Regions from separate parts of the Homo sapiens genome. Here region 2 is linked to region 1. A link is a loop called in an ENCODE intact Hi-C map of the cell type or tissue named here. Cell type or tissue: heart right ventricle. All regions are shown on one strand. Each heading gives the region's core, and the rest is flanking DNA. Links, peaks and the distances in the headings are about the cores only.

The links. A loop is a pair of places that touch in the nucleus more often than their neighbours do. Peaks named below come from ENCODE experiments on the same cell type or tissue, not always from the same donor. Only the 100,000 strongest peaks of a DNase experiment are listed, where the experiment ranks them.
Region 2: a loop joins it to region 1, with 3 times the contacts of the local background. A loop is called at or near these places in 7 of 110 quality-filtered maps.

Annotation. Positions count from the first base shown.
Region 1 is chr7:1,937,355-1,945,665 of GRCh38, reverse strand. The region is part of intron 16 of MAD1L1 (mitotic arrest deficient 1 like 1); the gene reads left to right. Among named protein-coding and RNA genes, the nearest start is that of MIR4655, 97 kb to the right of the region's middle. RefSeq lists enhancers at 4,898-4,997, 5,018-5,067, 5,188-5,277, 5,116-5,701, 5,698-5,747. In heart right ventricle, for the core only: no CTCF peak of the experiment used is centred there; a DNase peak (open chromatin) is centred at 5,055; H3K27ac peaks cover 1,077 bases.
Region 2 is chr7:1,987,129-1,995,439 of GRCh38, reverse strand. The region is part of intron 14 of MAD1L1 (mitotic arrest deficient 1 like 1); the gene reads left to right. Among named protein-coding and RNA genes, the nearest start is that of SNORA114, 98 kb to the left of the region's middle. In heart right ventricle, for the core only: no CTCF peak of the experiment used is centred there; a DNase peak (open chromatin) is centred at 4,911.

The DNA.
Region 1 (8,311 bases), core at 174-8,173:
GGCTCACAGAGCACTGGCCGGGCCCGGCACCCCATGGCGTCTGCAGATGGCCGCTGCCCTCACCCTCCTTCCCTTCATCTCCAGGGTGGGCCCAGCAGCAGCAGCACCTCTCCCACACCCTCTGCTTCTCCTGGGTTGCGGCTGTGACCCAGGAAGTGAGAGTGGGACTCTCCACGACTTGGAGAAGGGTTCCAAGCCCTTTCGTGGGACCTACTTGCTCTTACTTCCTGCGTTACTCTAACCACTCTAGCCACCTGGTTTAAGCCCCAGGAGCACATCCGAGTGTAGTAAGTGTTCATCATCATCATGCATTCATTCAGCAAACACATCTTCCACATGGAGCCTGTGCCGGGATAGTCCTCGGTGCTGGGGCTGTGGTGGTGGACAGGAGTCCCTGTCACCGCGGAGCTGGACTTCTGGCGTGGAGGACGCCTACTGAGATGAGTGTTTAGGCTGATCGGGGTGTCCCGCTGGCAACAGCAGTCACCCTTGGCAGCCGGCCTCTGCTGGGCCCCTGCTGAGCGGGCGCCGAGGCACCGTGCTGCTTCCCTGCTCTGCAGAGAGAGACGGAGGCCTGGCCCTTCGCAGCCCCCATCTAGCGGGAGGGTCTCGGTGTCCACTGTCTCTCCCAGTGGCCGACGGCCCAGGTGAGGGGCTGCCCGTACCCGTCTCCCTCTGCTTCCGGCTCCCTTGGTGGCCACTGCACTGTGCACTTGCAGGGGCTGCCAAGCCACAGAAGCCAGGCCAGCCGGTCCCCTGCCTGTCAGCTGCTGACTCACAGGGGTCTTTGTCCCCATCAGCTGCAGAGGTGGCCTGCAGGCTCCAAGAAGCCACCAAGGCAGGGCCCTGTGGGCACACCCTGACGTCACCTGGTCCTGCAGACTGTGGTCACTGCACTTGGTGTCTGGGCCCAGCTGGCAGGAGTGGGAGAGGGCCGACGGGGTGGGGGGTGATGGTCAGGCCACTGTGCCCTAGAGGCTCTTCCGGCTGTGGAGGAGGAGGGTCTTGGGGGCAGGGATCCCCTTCAGCCTCACATTTCCCAGCCCAAGCAGGATACAAGTAAGGACATTTCCTTACGGAGCCCCAGAGTTTCTCCTTCACCCTGGAGCTCCCTCCAGGCAGCCCCTCTCAGCCCTTGTCCTCCCCGTGGAGAGCTGCTCTTGAAGTTGAAATCGTGGTACATGCAAAGGAAGAGGCTGGTTTCAGCCCCGCAGGCTCTGGCAGCTGCATCCACGCTTCCTGCTGTTTCTCACTCCCCACCCGGCCCGCCATTTCTAACAGCTCTATTGAAATGCGACGCACATTCCACGTACCTCGTCCCTTTGAAGGGGGCAGTTCAGCGACTTTTATGTCCACGGCTAGTGCAACCACCGTCACCCTTCGCAGAACGTTTTGATCCCCTCTCAAGGAAGCCCGAACCCTCTAGTTATCCATCACCCTGCTGTCTCCCGTGCCCTCAAACCCTCAGCCACCAGTCGGCTACTGCGTGCCTCTGTGGGTCTGTCTGTTGTGAGCATTTCCTGGAAAGGGAGTCCCGTGGCCTGTTCTGAGCATTTCCTGGGAGGGAGTCCCGTGGCCCATTACCAGCATTTCCTGGGAAGGGAGTCCTGTGGCCTTTGTGATTGGCTTTTCTCACTTCCCTTGTTCAAGGTTCACCCATGTGGTCATAGGTGTCGGTGGTGTATTCCTTCTTGTGGCTGAAACACCCCACTGTGCACGGCCGCATCTTATATATCCAGTCATCAACTGGTGGACCTTGTGTTCCTTCTTGTGGCTGAAACACCCCACTGTCTGCACGGCCACATCTTACATATCCAGTCATCGCCTGATGGACATCTGGATGGTTTCCGCTTTGGGGCTGTTATGAACACAGCTGCCCTGAACATTCACGGACGAGTCTGTGTAGATGTGTGTGCAGTTCTCTCGGGGGTCTGCCTGGGACTGGGCCTGCTGGATCACATGGTAACCGTTTCACCATTGGAGGAACTGCCAGACTGTTCTCCAGGGCTGCCGCACACCAGGGTTCCAGTTTATCCCCATCCTCACCAACGTGTTGTTGCGTGACTTCCCAGCCGTCCTGGGGGCGCAAAGTGATACCTGGCTGTGATTTCACTTTCTGTCTCTGGATGCCGGATGATGCCGAGCAGCTTTTCATGTGTCTATTGAACTCATAGAAGTCTGTCTTCAGATGCCTTGCCCATTGTGACACTGGGTCCTCATAGGAGTCTGTCTGCAGACGCCTTGCCTATTGTGACACTGGGTCGTTTGCTGACAGTGCTTCATGTGTTGAGGTGTAAGTTCTTCGGGTATAGATTTGCAGACATTTTCTCCCATTCTGTGGCTTGTTTTTGCCTGTCACTGGCGTCCTTTGAAGCACAAGAGTTCTTAGTTTGGATGAAGTCTGATTACCTGTTATTTTCTTTTGTTCTTTGTGCTTTGGGCTAAGAATTCTTTGTTAAATCCAAGGTTAGGAGGGTTTCCTCCTCTGTTTTCTTCCACAGGTTTTACGGTTGGGCTTTGCGTGGGTCTTGGATCCATTGTTACTTAGTTTTTGTTTATGGTGGGAGGTGGGGCCCAGCTTCATTCTTTGGCATGCGCCAGCCCATTGTCCCAGCAGCATTTGTTGAAAAGACTATTTTTCCCTATCGAAAGGTCTTAACACCTTTCTCAGAATCACTTAACATGAACGTGTGGTTGGTTCCTGGACTCTCCACTGTGTTGTTGGTCTGTACGTCGGTCCTCATGCCCACACCACACCATCCTGATTGCAGTGGCTTTGTAGTAAGTTTTGAAATCAGGAGACTGAGTCTTCCTCCCGTGTTCCCCCTTTGCAAGCCTGTGGTGGCTCTTCTGAGCCCCTGCAGTTCCGTGTGAGTTTCAGAATCAGCTTATCAGTTCTTCAGGGAGGCCGGCTGAGTCCTGGGATTGTACAGAATGTGCAGATCAGCCCTGGGAGTCTCTGGTCCCGACAGCGCCGGGTCTTCTGATCCGAGACATGGGATGTTTCCTAATCACCTAGATCCCGCCTAGTTTCCTCCCATGCTGTTTTGCTGCCTGTGTGTTTGAAATGGCTCCTCTTGGTGGGGTGGGTGCAGGAGTGGTGCTGTTTGTATAGGACATAGGGCCGTCCTCCCATCCCGACACTCGGCTGCCCTGGAGACGGGCCTCAGCACAGGGCTCCCATTACCCCTGCACTTCCAGCACCTGCTGAAATGTGTGGCGCGCGGGCTCCGAGGCATGGAATGGTGTGCCTGACTCTGCGCTGCCCAGGCTGTGGTCACAGCAGCAGGCTGGAAGTTTGGCTGTCGCCCCCAGCCACCTTGGGGCACGGTCCTGTCTCACCTGGAGCAGAGGTCCTGGGCCCCCAGGGGCTCAGGCGTGGCCTCCTTCTGGAGGGGCCGGGAATGTCCCCTCCACTTGCTGAGTGTTGGCCCAGGAGGCTCCTCTGTGGGATGCCAGCTGCTCCCACCATGAGTGGCAGCTCCACCCCTGTATTCACAGCTGTGCTGAGGGCATCCAGGGCCTGGAAATCATGTCAGATGGACAGACAGGTGTGCGGGTGGATGGACTAAGGGAAGAAAGGAAGGATGGCAGGAACGAACGCGTGGAGGTCAAGAGCCTGGCCCAGAATCACGGTGGGGACGTGAGCGGGTGGGTGGTGCCCAGTCTGCCCCTCCCGTGCTGCCTCTAGGGGCTCTGCCTTCTCCAGGCGTTAGGCAGGGAAAGTCCCCTGAACTTACAGAAAGACGACTAGGTGCCTGGAATGTTGCCATCTGCACAGAGCCCTAGCGCCTGTCCTCCCACTTCCCTCGCCCTCCTGGGAGGTGGGTTCTCCACGCCACCAGTTATGGAGCCCAGGCTTGTTCTCAGCCCTGGTCAGCGGTGCCATCGCAGGTCGCTCCAGCCCCAGCCGCAGGTGCCCAGTGAATGCTCTCCGTGACCCAGGGCCTCCTGCTGCAGGTGGAAGCCGGGCCACGGGAACCTGCGCCGACCTTGGCCTCACACTGTGGCTCCGGGAGAGCAGGACCTGGTGGTGCATGCGTAGCGGCTGAGGAGGACAAGCCTGGGGGCTGGTCCCAGCCCGGACACGGTGGCTTTGCACACACCAAGCCTTCGCCCCCAGCGGGGCCAGCAGTGCAGGGCGCTGCACTGTTGGGGGCCAGAGGGTGACAGGATTGGTGTTTAAGAAGAACTTCTCAGTTTTATCTTTTCTCTGTTTTGATTTGGTTTCCTTCATCTCTACTGGCTTGGGCTTTTGGTCCTTAAATCCTCTAATATACAGAATTGTTTCCTGGACCTCAAGCCCCCCATCAGGGGGGAAACCTCATCCCAGGATGATGGGCCGGTCGTGGGGCACCCTGGCTGGGGGCTGGGGGCTGGGGCTGTGCCTCTGGCTCTCGTTCCTGCCCGTGGAACGTTGAACGTTGCCAGGACATCCACCCCGGGGAACTTGACGTCCTCAGGCACTGCTGGGTCCAACGCCAGCGCTGGGCGCACCACCGCTGACCCCCGACCCCTCCTGCAAGTCCCCCTATCTGCTAAGTAGGAGGATGCTGGGGCCAGGCGAGGCCTTGCTGGGCAGCCTCTAGGATGGTCACTACCTCCTCCCACCTGGAGGTCCCTTCAGGAGGTCCGCGGTGTTGAAGCCTGGGGAGGAAGAGGAGGCTGAGGCCTGGGAGAGGAAGAGGAGGGTGAGGCCTGCGGGGGGAGGAAGAGGAGGGTGAGGCCTGGGGGAGGAGGGTCTCACTGCTCTGGGTCAGAGGAGGGCTGAGTACACGCTGTGCGGCCTGGTTCTTGCCAGGGGTCAGCTGACTACAGCCCCGCCTTCTGTGCAGCCCCTCAACTAAGAACCGTTGTACATTTTTGAAGGGTTGAAGAAAATCAAAAGAAGAATATTTTGGGACACACGCGGGTTATCTGAAATTCAGATTCGTGTTTCCGTGCCCGCAGCTCCGTCAGCGGGGCCCATGCTGGCCTTGTGTGCCCTGCGGCTTTCTGGGTGCAGTTGCAGCGCTACGTGGTTAGGACGGGGGCAGGGTGACTGCACAGCCCCGTGACTGGCTGCTCTCCGCAGGAGGCGGCCCCACCCTCTGCCCACATCCTCCCTGGCTCCTCGAGGCTCCGTAGGATGGTGAAGAGGTTGAGATGCTGTCCAGCCCACAGAGGCCCCGGAAAGCCAGTGCCGCCCGTCAGAGGGGTCTCCTGAGTGCGTGTGGGTGGCTGGATTCTGCATACTGGGTTATCTTAACCCCGGCTGTGAAAACTGGATGAAGTAGCAATCCTTTCAACCCCAAGAGTCTGTGATTCAGCCAGAGTTACAAGATGTCTCTTCATCCTCTGAGGTTTACAAGGTTCTCAGAAAACCTGTGAAGAGCTGCGCGGATCCTCTCCTGCCCCGGCCCAGCGGCAGGGCTGCCGCCTCCCTCTCCCCTGGGCCTGAGTGGGTGGATTTCCCCTCCCCTCCTCCTTCCCAGGAGAAGCACAGAGGGAGCGGCCAAGCGAGCCGTGTCTGCAAACCCCGCTTCCCTCTGCGGCGGCCTCTGCCATCGTGCCATGGGGCCGGAGGTCCCTGGTCCAGGTCAGCATGTCCATCTCCACTGGCCTCTTCCATGAGGGGGGTGGCAGGGCCAGCAGTTAGCTTGTGTGACGTGACGTCAGGGGGATGTCTTAGAGTCCGGGGTGGCACCAGGAGGGGTGAGGTCTCTTCCCTTCTTCCCCATCCTCTCCTCTCTCCCTGTTGGAGGCACATTCTGGGCTCTGGGACCACGATTGCCCATGGCTGATGAGCTCCAGCCCAAGTGAGGTCCCCAGGGTACAGCCCAAGCCAGGCCTCGCCGTCCTTCGGGGACTTGGAGAGCAGTGGCCCACAGCAGCCTGAGCTCTTGGGAGGCTGGAGGCTTACTGCGCCCGGTCTCTTCACCCCGTGGGGTGTGTCCACACCGGCCTCTCCTGAGAGCGTGGGGTGATCTGAACACAGGATGTGTTTCCCTGTTCCCCTCTGGGAGATAGGAGAGTGCGTGGGCAGAAGCCCCAAGGGTGGCAGGAACTCATTGCCAAAGGGGAGGAGGCCATTGCTATGCGTGGTGCTGGCCTGGCTTGCTGGGTCATGTCTGTGCCTGACATGACCCATGTCATGACCATGGTCATGTCTGTGCCTGACATGACCCATGTCATGACCATGGTCATGTCTGTGCCTGAGGGACCGGGTGCCCATCCAGTCTCACTGCCCCACAGCTCACAGCCACAAGCTGCAGAATCTCAGCACTTGGCGGGAGCCCTGGCCCGTGTGTGTGCGTGTGTGTGCGCCGCTGGCTCCAGCCCTGGCCTGTGTGTGTGTGTATGTGTGTGTGTATGTGTGTGCGTGCACCGCTGGCCCCGGCCCTGGCCCATGTGTGCGCGCGCCTCTGGTCCCGGCCCTGGCCCGTGTGTGTGTGCCTCTGGCCCTGGCCCGTGTGTGTGTGTGTGTGTGTGAGCGCCTCTGGTCCTGGCCCTGGCCCGTATGTGTGTGTGCGCCTCTGGTCCCGGCCCTGGCCCGTGTGTGTGTGCGCGCCTCTGGCCCTGGCCCGTGTGTGTGTGCGCGCCTCTGGTCCCGGCTCTGGCCCGTGTGTGTGTGTGTGTGCCTCTGGCCCCAGCCCTGGCCCATGTGTGTGTGTGTGTGTGTGTGTGCGTGTGTGTGCGCCTCTGGTCCCGGCCCTGGCCCGTGTGTGTGCGCCTCTGGTCCCGGTCCTGGCCTGTATGTGTGTGTGTGTGTGTGTGTGTGTGCGCGCCTCTGGCCCCGGCCCTGGACTGTGTCCGTGTGTGTGTGTGTGTGTGTGTGTGTGTGTGCCTCTGGCCCCGGCCCTGGCCCGTGTGTGTGTGTGCGCCTCTGGTCCCAGTCCTGGTCTCTGTGTGCGTGCGTGTGTGTGTGTGTGTGTGTGTGCGTGCGCGCCTCTGGCCCCAGCCCTGGCCCATGTGTGTGCACCTTTTCATATGTTTATCAGCTTTTTGGGTGTCTTTTTGGGAAGTGTCTGCTCACATGTTTTGCAGATTTTTAGAGTGGGTTGTCTGACATGCCCTTGGTTATTTCTGACATGCCCTTGGTTATTTCTGACATGCCCTTGGTTATTTCTGACTTCTTCGTATGTTCTGGATCTGAACCCTTTCTCAGAAATGTGATTTTCAAACAGCACCTCCTGCTCTGTGGGTGCCTTTCCACTGTTTCAGTGGATGAAGTTCTTAATTTCTATAAGGTCAGTTGTACTCTTTTTTTTTTCTTTTACGGCCAGCACTTCCTGAACCCTGTTTGAGTAACCTGTGTCTACTCCCAGGAGACAGAATGTGGTGGAATTGATGTTTGTGTGTGATGTGAGGTCGGGGTCTCAGGTGTGCAGTGACCCTGCACCTCCCTGCCGTGGGCGGCTGTTGTTTGTGTGTGGCGTGAGGTCGGGGTCTCGGGTGCGCAGTAACCCTGCAGCTCCCTGCCGTGGGCGGCTGATGTTTGTGTGTGGCGTGAGGTCGGGGTCTCGGGTGCGCAGTGACCCTGCACCTCCCTGCCGTGGGCGGCTGATGTTTGTGTGTGGCGTGAGGTCGGGGTCTCGGGTGCGCAGTGACCCTGCACCTCCCTGCCGTGGGCGGCTGATGTTTGTGTGTGGCGTGAGGTCGGGGTCTCGGGTGCGCAGTGACCCTGCACCTCCCTGCTGTGGGCGGCTGATGTTTGTGTGTGGCGTGAGGTCGGGGTCTCGGGTGCGCAGTGACCCTGCACCTCCCTGCTGTGGGCGGCTGATGTTTGTGTGTGGCGTGAGGTCGGGGTCTCGGGTGCGCAGTGACCCTGCACCTCCCTGCTGTGGGCGGCTGATGTTTGTGTGTGGCGTGAGGTCGGGGTCTCGGGTGCGCAGTGACCCTGCACCTCCCTGCTGTGGGCGGCTGATGTTTGTGTGTGGCGTGAGGTCGGGGTCTCGGGTGCGCAGTGACCCTGCACCTCCCTGCTGTGGGCGGCTGATGTTTGTGTGTGGCGTGAGGTCGGGGTCTCGGGTGCGCAGTGACCCTGCACCTCCCTGCTGGGGGCGGCTGTCCCCTGCTGTGGGCGGCTGTTCCCTGCTGTGGGCGGCTGTCCCCTGCTGTGGGGGGCTGTCCCTGCTGCAGGGCTGCATGGTGCTTGTTGCTGGGGGTCGGTCACCCACCACAGGTCAGCAGGCTGGGCCTCCAGGCGCACTCCTCCCTCAAGGATGCCACACACATCCCGGCCCTGGGTTTCGTGGGAACATCAGGTTGCGAGGCGCATTCCTGAGCCACCCACGCTGATGCCAGGCTCCCTTGCCTTCCATCTCTGTGT
Region 2 (8,311 bases), core at 94-8,093, 50 kb before region 1:
CAGGGTGGAGAGAGGAAGCGGGGAGCCTCCCTGGAGTCTCACAAAGCTAAGTGAGTTCGTGTGCTGGGAAGATCCAGGCTGTTCTGGGAAGTGATTCTGGGTGAGAACAGGGGCCTGATCTTCCTCAGCAGCCCCGGGGCTGGTTCCAGGCTCGCTGCCCGTTCACCAGCTCAGGTTTCCCTGCGTCCAGCCTCATCCTCAGTGCGTGCCCCGAGGTGCCCCCCGAGGCTTCTCCACAGAGTGGAAGGAATCGTGCTGGCCACAGCAGGTGTCACATGGAGCAACCTTTGCTTTAAATGCCTCTTGCATTGGAGGGAAGTTGTCTAATTCAGCAAGCATTTGTTGAGTGCCTCTTCTAGGCTGTTGTCTGAGGGAACAGAGACCCTGTGGCTGCGCATCTGTCTATTCAGCTGCCCTAACAGGAACACCGCAGACTGGGCTGCTTAAAGTAGCAGATGTTGGCCGGGCGTGGTGGCTTACGCCTGTAATCCCAGCACTTTGGGAAGCTGGGGTGGGTGGAAATCTTGAGCCCAGGAGTTCGAGACTGGCCTGGGCAACAGAGTGAGACCTCGTCTCTGTTTAAAAAAATAAAATAAAACAAAACCCTTGCAGACATTTGTTGCTCACGGTTCTGCAGGCTGGAAGTCCAGGATCAGGAACTGGCCGGTCTGGTGTTTGCTGAGGCTTCCTGGTTCCAGATGGCGCCCTCTCACTGTGTCCTCACACGGTGGGAGGGGCGAGGGAGCTCTGGGGTCCCTTTTATGAGGGTGCTAATCCCCCCCCCGAGGCTCCGCCCGGTGGCCTCCTCACCTCCCCGGGCTCCCTCCTAGGATTTCAGCATGAGAGCGGGAGCACACAGTCCATGGCATGGGCCCACCTCCTTCCTGCTGTGTGAGACCCGGTGGGCGCTCACTGCCCTGCCCAGTCCTCCTACTGGGGGGTCTCTGCCTGGTCCCTCAGTGCCCGATGGGCCTGCCCTGCCTACGGTGATGTCCCCACCCTCTGAGCACATCTTCTCACGCCCTTCCAAGCAATCCCTGTGCTGCTCCCCCTCTGAGGATGTCTTTTCAGTTCAGCGGAGCCTCAGGCCCCCTGGGAATTGAGCTGGACCCGTGCTGCTGCCCCTGCATCGCAGACACGCTCTTCCCTCCCTGCCTTCACGGGGCCTGCACCTTCACCATCACCGCCACCATCGTCCCTGTGCTGCCCTGGGTGTGGCGGTGGCACGTGCAAAGCCAGTGTGTGCTGTTGCTCACCATGTCATGAGTACACACTTGTTGTTTACACAGATTATCCCCCTGTGATCCTGGCAGCAAACCCACAAGCTGGTTGTGGCCCCAGATACTCAGACGAGGAACAGGGGCAGCCAGGATTAGTGACCTGCCCGTGTTGGCACCGGCAGTGGTGGAGAGTGCTCCAGGGTTCACACCCAGGCAGGCTGACCCCAGACCCTGTGGCCAGGGCAGTTGCAGGGGCTTCCTCATATCAGGCTGTCTGTGAAATCCACCAGGACAGGACCCAGGGCTTTCTGGGGCTCCAGCGTTAGCCCAGGGCCAGGCATTCAGCTGGGGAGTTTAAAGCATCTGCCGAGTGCTGAGTGGGGACAGGTGGGAGGAGGATGCTTCATCTTCCCTCTGTCCCCTTTCCCAGTGTGAGGACCCAGCCTTTTCAGTTTTTACCAGTTTGCAAAGATCTTATGAGAAGATGCTGGTGATTTAATGTCGTTACCTTGTAAGGATCATCTGCATTTTAGAAAAAGTAGCTGAGAAGATGGTTTCTTCGCCCAGAAAATAGATTTCTCAGGCATAATGTCTGAGCCTTGGTTGTAGAGGATTTGGATCCCTGCTTCTCCTCCAAAAAACAGAAGAAAATCTCAGTGCAGAGGGAAGGCGTAAGCTTGTTTTCTATCTGGGCCAGTGCCACAGTGTGTGAGCTAGCAGAGCCTCAGAGTGTGTCTGATACGTCGTGACCTTTGTGTTATTTTCTCTTTCAGAATGATCTTAGATATTCTCCAATGTTTTTTCCGGTAAACTTTAGAGGGAGCTTGCCAAGGTTCCTGCCAGTCCTCTTGCATTGCCTTGGTCTGCGGACTGACATGGGAAGGCAAGCTGGTTGCATTGTGGCTCCCCCAGAAGCCCTGTGCCCTCCCTGCACTGTGGGTCCTGCCCACTGCTTACTAGGGTTATTCCTGGGTGGTTTAGAATCTCAGTCACCTGCATGTCACTGCTGTCTGCACACTTGCCATATGACCCATGGGGGCATCTTTTGGGCGTTGGGGGCGGGGATGAGGAGAAGGTGGGCACTTCAGACTCAGAGCAGTGAAGTCCCCCGTGCATTCCACTCCACGAAACTTAGATCGAGTCTATAATAACCACGAGAAAGGAAATCGGTTCATTTATCTTGAAAAATTATGGGAGTAATTCTGTATAGGGGAAATATAGTACCCTCATCCTAAGTACGAAGCATTTTCCTGTGATTTAAACTTGTCGTGTCTCTGCAGTGGCCCTTTCTGGCTTAAGCTTTTTCTCAGCTACGTGTATCTTCCATAAGCTGATCCCGTTCTGGCCCCAGGCCCACAATGGTGTCACCTGCCCCTGCCCCTGCCCCTGCCGCCTGCCTCCCTGACGTAGAGCCCATGCCATCCTCACATCCACCTGTCCTGGAGACACTGGGACTTTCCCTTGGACTGGGCCGCCTGGGGGCTTGTTTTTGCCTGTGATTCAGCCAGCAGCCCTGGCAGACAGCCTTCCCCAAGCTCCCCCAGCAGAGTTAACTTCCACAGTGAGAGGCTTCACAGGGACAGGAGGTGGCCTCAGATGTCCTAAAAAGGCAGATGTAGGATTGGAGCTGATAGGAGGGAGGGAGGCCCTTTCTGTAGGGAGAACTTTCAAATTCAGGCTTGTTTCTAAGCAGGGGCTCTTTATCCAGCATCCCAGGGCAGGTGCTCAGTTCTCCACAAAGCGCTTGAGGCTGCATACACATTTCCGTTACTTGCACACGTTTTTCTCCAGAGAGCAGTTGCCATCTTCAAAAGGTTTCTGACACCTGTTCCCCTTCCCCAGCGTTAACAACTGCTCCTATTGAGGAGGCAGCCTCATTGATCCCAGTGAAGGTTCTGGAGCCCTTGGAAGCCACATAGAGAGACACCACCCATCTGGCTTCCCAACGCTCCTCCGTGAGTGTAAATGGGGCTGGGTATCCAGCGTGGAAGTCAGAGCAGTGGCGCTCTGGTGGGGCAGGTGCTCAGGCACCCAGCGGTGCTCATGAGGCCAGCAGTGGCGCTCTGGTGGGGCAGGTGCTCAGGCACCCAGCGGTGCTCGTGAGGCCAGCAGTGGCGCTCTGGTGGGGCAGGTGCTCAGGCACCCAGCGGCGCTCGTGAGGCCAGCAGTGGCGCTCTGGTGGGGCAGGTGCTCAGGCACCCAGCGGCGCTCGTGAGGCCAGCAGTGGCGCTCTGGTGGGGCAGGTGCTCAGGCACCCAGCGGCGCTCGTGAGGCCAGCAGTGGCGCTCTGGTGGGGCAGGTGCTCAGGCACCCAGCGGCGCTCGTGAGGCCAGCAGTGGCGCTCTGGTGGGGCAGGTGCTCAGGCACCCAGCGGCGCTCGTGAGGCCAGCAGTGGCGCTCTGGTGGGGCAGGTGCTCAGGCACCCAGCGGCGCTCGTGAGGCCAGCAGTGGCGCTCTGGTGGGGCAGGTGCTCAGGCACCCAGCGGCGCTCGTGAGGCCAGCAGTGGCGCTCTGGTGGGGCAGGTGCTCAGGCACCCAGCGGCGCTCGTGAGGCCAGCAGTGGCGCTCTGGTGGGGCAGGTGCTCAGGCACCCAGCGGCGCTCGTGAGGCCAGCAGTGGCGCTCTGGTGGGGCAGGTGCTCAGGCACCCAGCGGCGCTCGTGAGGCCAGCAGTGGCGCTCTGGTGGGGCAGGTGCTCAGGCACCCAGCGGCGCTCGTGAGGCCAGCAGTGGCGCTCTGGTGGGGCGGGTGCTCAGGCACCCAGCGGCGCTCGTGAGGCCAGCAGTGGCGCTCTGGTGGGGCGGGTGCTCAGGCACCCAGCGGCGCTCGTGAGGCCAGCAGTGGCGCTCTGGTGGGGCGGGTGCTCAGGCACCCAGCGGTGCTCGTGAGGCCAGCAGTGGCGCTCTGGTGGGGCGGGTGCTCAGGCACCCAGCGGTGCTCGTGAGGCCAGCAGTGGCGCTCTGGTGGGGCAGGTGCTCAGGCACCCAGCGGTGCTCGTGAGGCCAGCAGTGGCGCTCTGGTGGGGCAGGTGCTCAGGCACCCAGCGGTGCTCGTGAGGCCAGCAGTGGCGCTCTGGTGGGGCAGGTGCTCAGGCACCCAGCGGTGCTCGTGAGGCCAGCAGTGGCGCTCTGGTGGGGCAGGTGCTCAGGCACCCAGCGGTGCTCGTGAGGCCAGCAGTGGCGCTCTGGTGGGGCAGGTGCTCAGGCACCCAGCGGTGCTCGTGAGGCCAGCAGTGGCGCTCTGGTGGGGCAGGTGCTCAGGCACCCAGCGGTGCTCGTGAGGCCAGCAGTGGCGCTCTGGTGGGGCAGGTGCTCAGGCACCCAGCGGTGCTCGTGAGGCCAGCAGTGGCGCTCTGGTGGGGCAGGTGCTCAGGCACCCAGCGGTGCTCGTGAGGCCAGCAGTGGCGCTCTGGTGGGGCAGGTGCTCAGGCACCCAGCGGTGCTCGTGAGGCCAGCAGTGGCGCTCTGGTGGGGCAGGTGCTCAGGCACCCAGCGGTGCTCGTGAGGCCAGCAGTGGCGGCCCTGGGCACGCTGCAGCCCTGGTGGTGAGGCCCCGGTTCCTCCAAGCACAGCTGCTCTGGTTCTGCAGCGGCCTCATCCCAGGGGCGGTGCATCAGGCGAACATTCGGCCGGGACATGCCCTCCGGCTGGGCTGTTTTTTTCTGAGGAGAAAGCATTTCCCAGCTCAGGCGCACATCTGTGCTCACGAGGAAATGTCTGGGTGAGCCAAGGGGGCTGTCCATGGCCCACAGCGCCTGTGTCTCCTCCAGGCTGGAAAGGAAGCTGGAGAGTGGACTCCACCTAAGATCCCCCCGAGGCCTCCTTAGGAAGCCACAGCCACTCCAGAAGCCTTCCTGGTGCCAGAGGGTGCAGAGTTGAGCGGAAAGGTGGCCTCTGGCCAGGATGCCCAGCTGTGACCTCAGCACCCTCTCATCTCTTGGAGACCTGGAGCCTCTGCCCCAGTCAGCCCCAGGGAGCCCTGGGATGTGAGCCCTCACCTTGCAGCCAGGGTTCTGTGAGGCTCTGGGCCTCAGCCTCACCACCTCCCGGGCACAGGTTGCAGCTGAGACTCAGCGATGCCACGTGAGTTGGCGATGAGGCGGCGGGTGCACGCGCATGTGGACGCCCTCACTCTGGCACTCAGCGGCAGCCTCGTTAATTAGAATTGCGGTGGGGGGAGTTACCCAGCTCCTCCTCTTGTTATTAGTTTGTGGCATTAGGGAAGGCCCCTGGGAGCACACCCTGCATCTTCCCAAATTAAACCGAATGCAAGGTCTCTATTTAAAGGTTATGCTGCGCTAGTGAGTTTGCCACAAGGACCATTAGCATGAATGTTTCATGAAGGTTGGGGCTATGAGTGGATCTGGTAGGCCAGGCCTGTACTCCAGGAGGGAGGGACCTTGTAGGCAGAGGAACATGGGGCCAGCCGGCCTACACTGAGGCTGGGCCATGCCGAAGCCGGGCCACGCTGGGGCTGATCCATGCTGAAGCCAACCTGTGCTGAGGCTGATCCATGCTGAGGCTGGTCCACGCTGAGGCTGGTCCACGCTGGGGCTGGTCCACGCTGGGGCTGGTCCACGCTGAGGCTGGAGCGCTGCCGGGACGTCTGTGCTCGCGCTCAGGCTGCTCTCCCAGGGTCCCCACACCTGTTCCAGTTTGGGTCTGGGCAGCGCACATGCTGCTGTGCGAGCTCCGTCTTCCAGGGTGAGGCGGCTCCCGCCGCCGAGGGCTCCCAGCCCGTGCCTGGCTTTCTGCTCCCCTCTCCCTGTCGGCCCCACCGGAGATCAACAGGTTGCTTCATCTCAGTCAAACATACAGTTGAGTTCCGTAAATGAGACCAAAATCTGTTTCTGTGAGATAAAATTGATAAACCTCTAGCCAGACTAATCGTAACTAAGAGGACACAAATGAACGCTCCTGGGCGTGAGAGAAGTGACAGTGGTGCCGCCATTTTCCACGTTTCGTTAGAGCCGTCCTGGCGGGTGTGAAATTTTCCACGTTTCGTTAGAGCCGTCCTGGCGGGTGTGGAGTGGCTCCCGTGGCTTTGTTTGCGTTACCCTGAGGCCAGTGGTCCTGAACTTCACCCTGTGCTTATCAGCCACGCATCTGTCTTCTCTGGAGAAGTGTCTGCCCCATCCATTGCCCACTTTGTAAATGGGTTGTTTTGTTGGTTAGTGGTAAGTCTTCATGTGTTCTAGACACTAGACCCTTCTCAGGTATGTGATATAAGGGGCTCCTGTGAGGCAGCCCAGGAAGGGCTCTCAGTCTTGCTGGGCATCAGGGCCTTGTCAGGGAGGAGATGGCCATCTGTGGGCCTTGGGAAGGGGCATGGAGGGGCCAGGCACACGTGGCCCTGCCTCCTGCAGCCTGGTGCGGGCACAGGGTTTGGCCAGAGAGAATGATTTCCACAGGATAGGCTCAGTGCTAGGACTGCCCGGAGCACACGCAGGGCCCCTGGAAGGCAGCCCTGGCCGCCGGGAATCCTGTCCTCCAGGCTTTTGCCGTGGGATCACGGCCCTTCCCAAGAAGTCTGCCTGTGGCGCTGCCCTCCCCAGCCACGCTGTGCGCCTGGGCCACCCTGGAGCGCGGCCGGGTCCTCCAGAGAGTCCGTCAGGGACTGTGCTGCTGCTTCACAGCCACCGTGACACAGGCATGAGGGAGTAAACACAGAAAACGAAGTTTTAGGTACTGAGTGCTCTGTGCCTGGGCCAGGCCCAGAGCAGTGTCTTGTCCCCAGGCCTGGCTTTGGAGGGCTTCCCTGCCCTGTCACTGCATTGGTGGGGCCCTGATCTGTCTGCGCTGAAGTCTTGTAGGCTGGGCGCTCCACAAAGTGCCTGGGCCTCAGGTCCCTGTGGTGGGGATGGCTGGGCTGCTGTGTGCCACCTGAACGGGGGACGGCCGGGCTGCTGTGTGCGCTGCCTGATGCAGCGGCAGAGTTGCCCCTGGGAGGTGTGGGAGGTGAGTCTTGCTCTGTGACCATTGGATGAATAATGAATGGGCCCTCCGCCATGTCAGGAAGCGTTCAGCAGGGCCCTCTCCTTGTCCCCAGCGCCCTCTTCCTGGATCCCACCTTCCCACCCGTGCTTCCGCACGCTGCTCCATCTACCTGCTACTCCTTTTCTTCTGGGTCTCCCCTCCCTCACGGGCCTCCTGCCGCTCCTCGCCTCTCATGGGCCTGCCCCGGGTGTGAGTAGGTGTTCTACAGGTCCTCGGTGAGGATGCCTCCTAGGGGCCTGCCTGACTTCCTGCCAGCTCAGCCTCCTCCCTAGGCTGTAGGCTGCCCCAGAGATCGGAGCTTCAGACATGGTCCCGTGCCTGGGAGCCCGGGTTTCCCACCCAGGGACAGGTGGTGGTATCCCCGTCGTCACGGTGAGGGCTGGAGGCACAGGTGCCTGTGAGTTACCTCTGAGAACGCTGCTGCCCCGGGCCTGTGCCCTGCCAGCGAGTCCCACAGGTCCTCACAAGGAGCCCTCTGCACCCTCCACTCTCGGCTGCCGAGCCCGCAGGAGAAAAGACGTGGAGCCGGGGCTGCCGGGCGGCCGTGGCCCTGCCGTGCGGGCCCGGCGGCTGGGCGAGGGCACTGCAGTTGGTGCCGAGAGCACCCCGGGACCATCCTCGCATTTGCTCTTCCCCCACCTGCCTCTCCCCCCCTCCCCGATGGCTTTCCTTCCCTTAAATACTGATATGTCTACACGGCTTCTCAAATTGGCGGACAGCAGAGCAGACTCCGGGGCTTGTGTGCTCAGCATGGGCGGCTCTCTTCGCTTCATCCGGGATACTTAGACCCGCCCCAGTACCTCCCCGTTCCGAGCTCGGCCGCACACACGCTGGACGTGCCTGGGAAGTGGCCATTGCCGCGTCTGTGCCCACCATCTGCCCACCCGTGTGCCCGTCCAAGCACCGACTGTGTGCCAGGTTCTGTGCTGGCAATGGGGCCCTACATGGTTACCACGTCTCCTCCAGGGAACGTCCCATCCAGTGGGGAGGAGAGTCACGTGCCCAGTCACCATGTGGTGTGGTGGAGTAGAGGGTGCGGTCACAGAGGAGTGGGGGTGGGCACTTCCAGCTGGCAGGGGAGGGGTGAGGGAGCTGC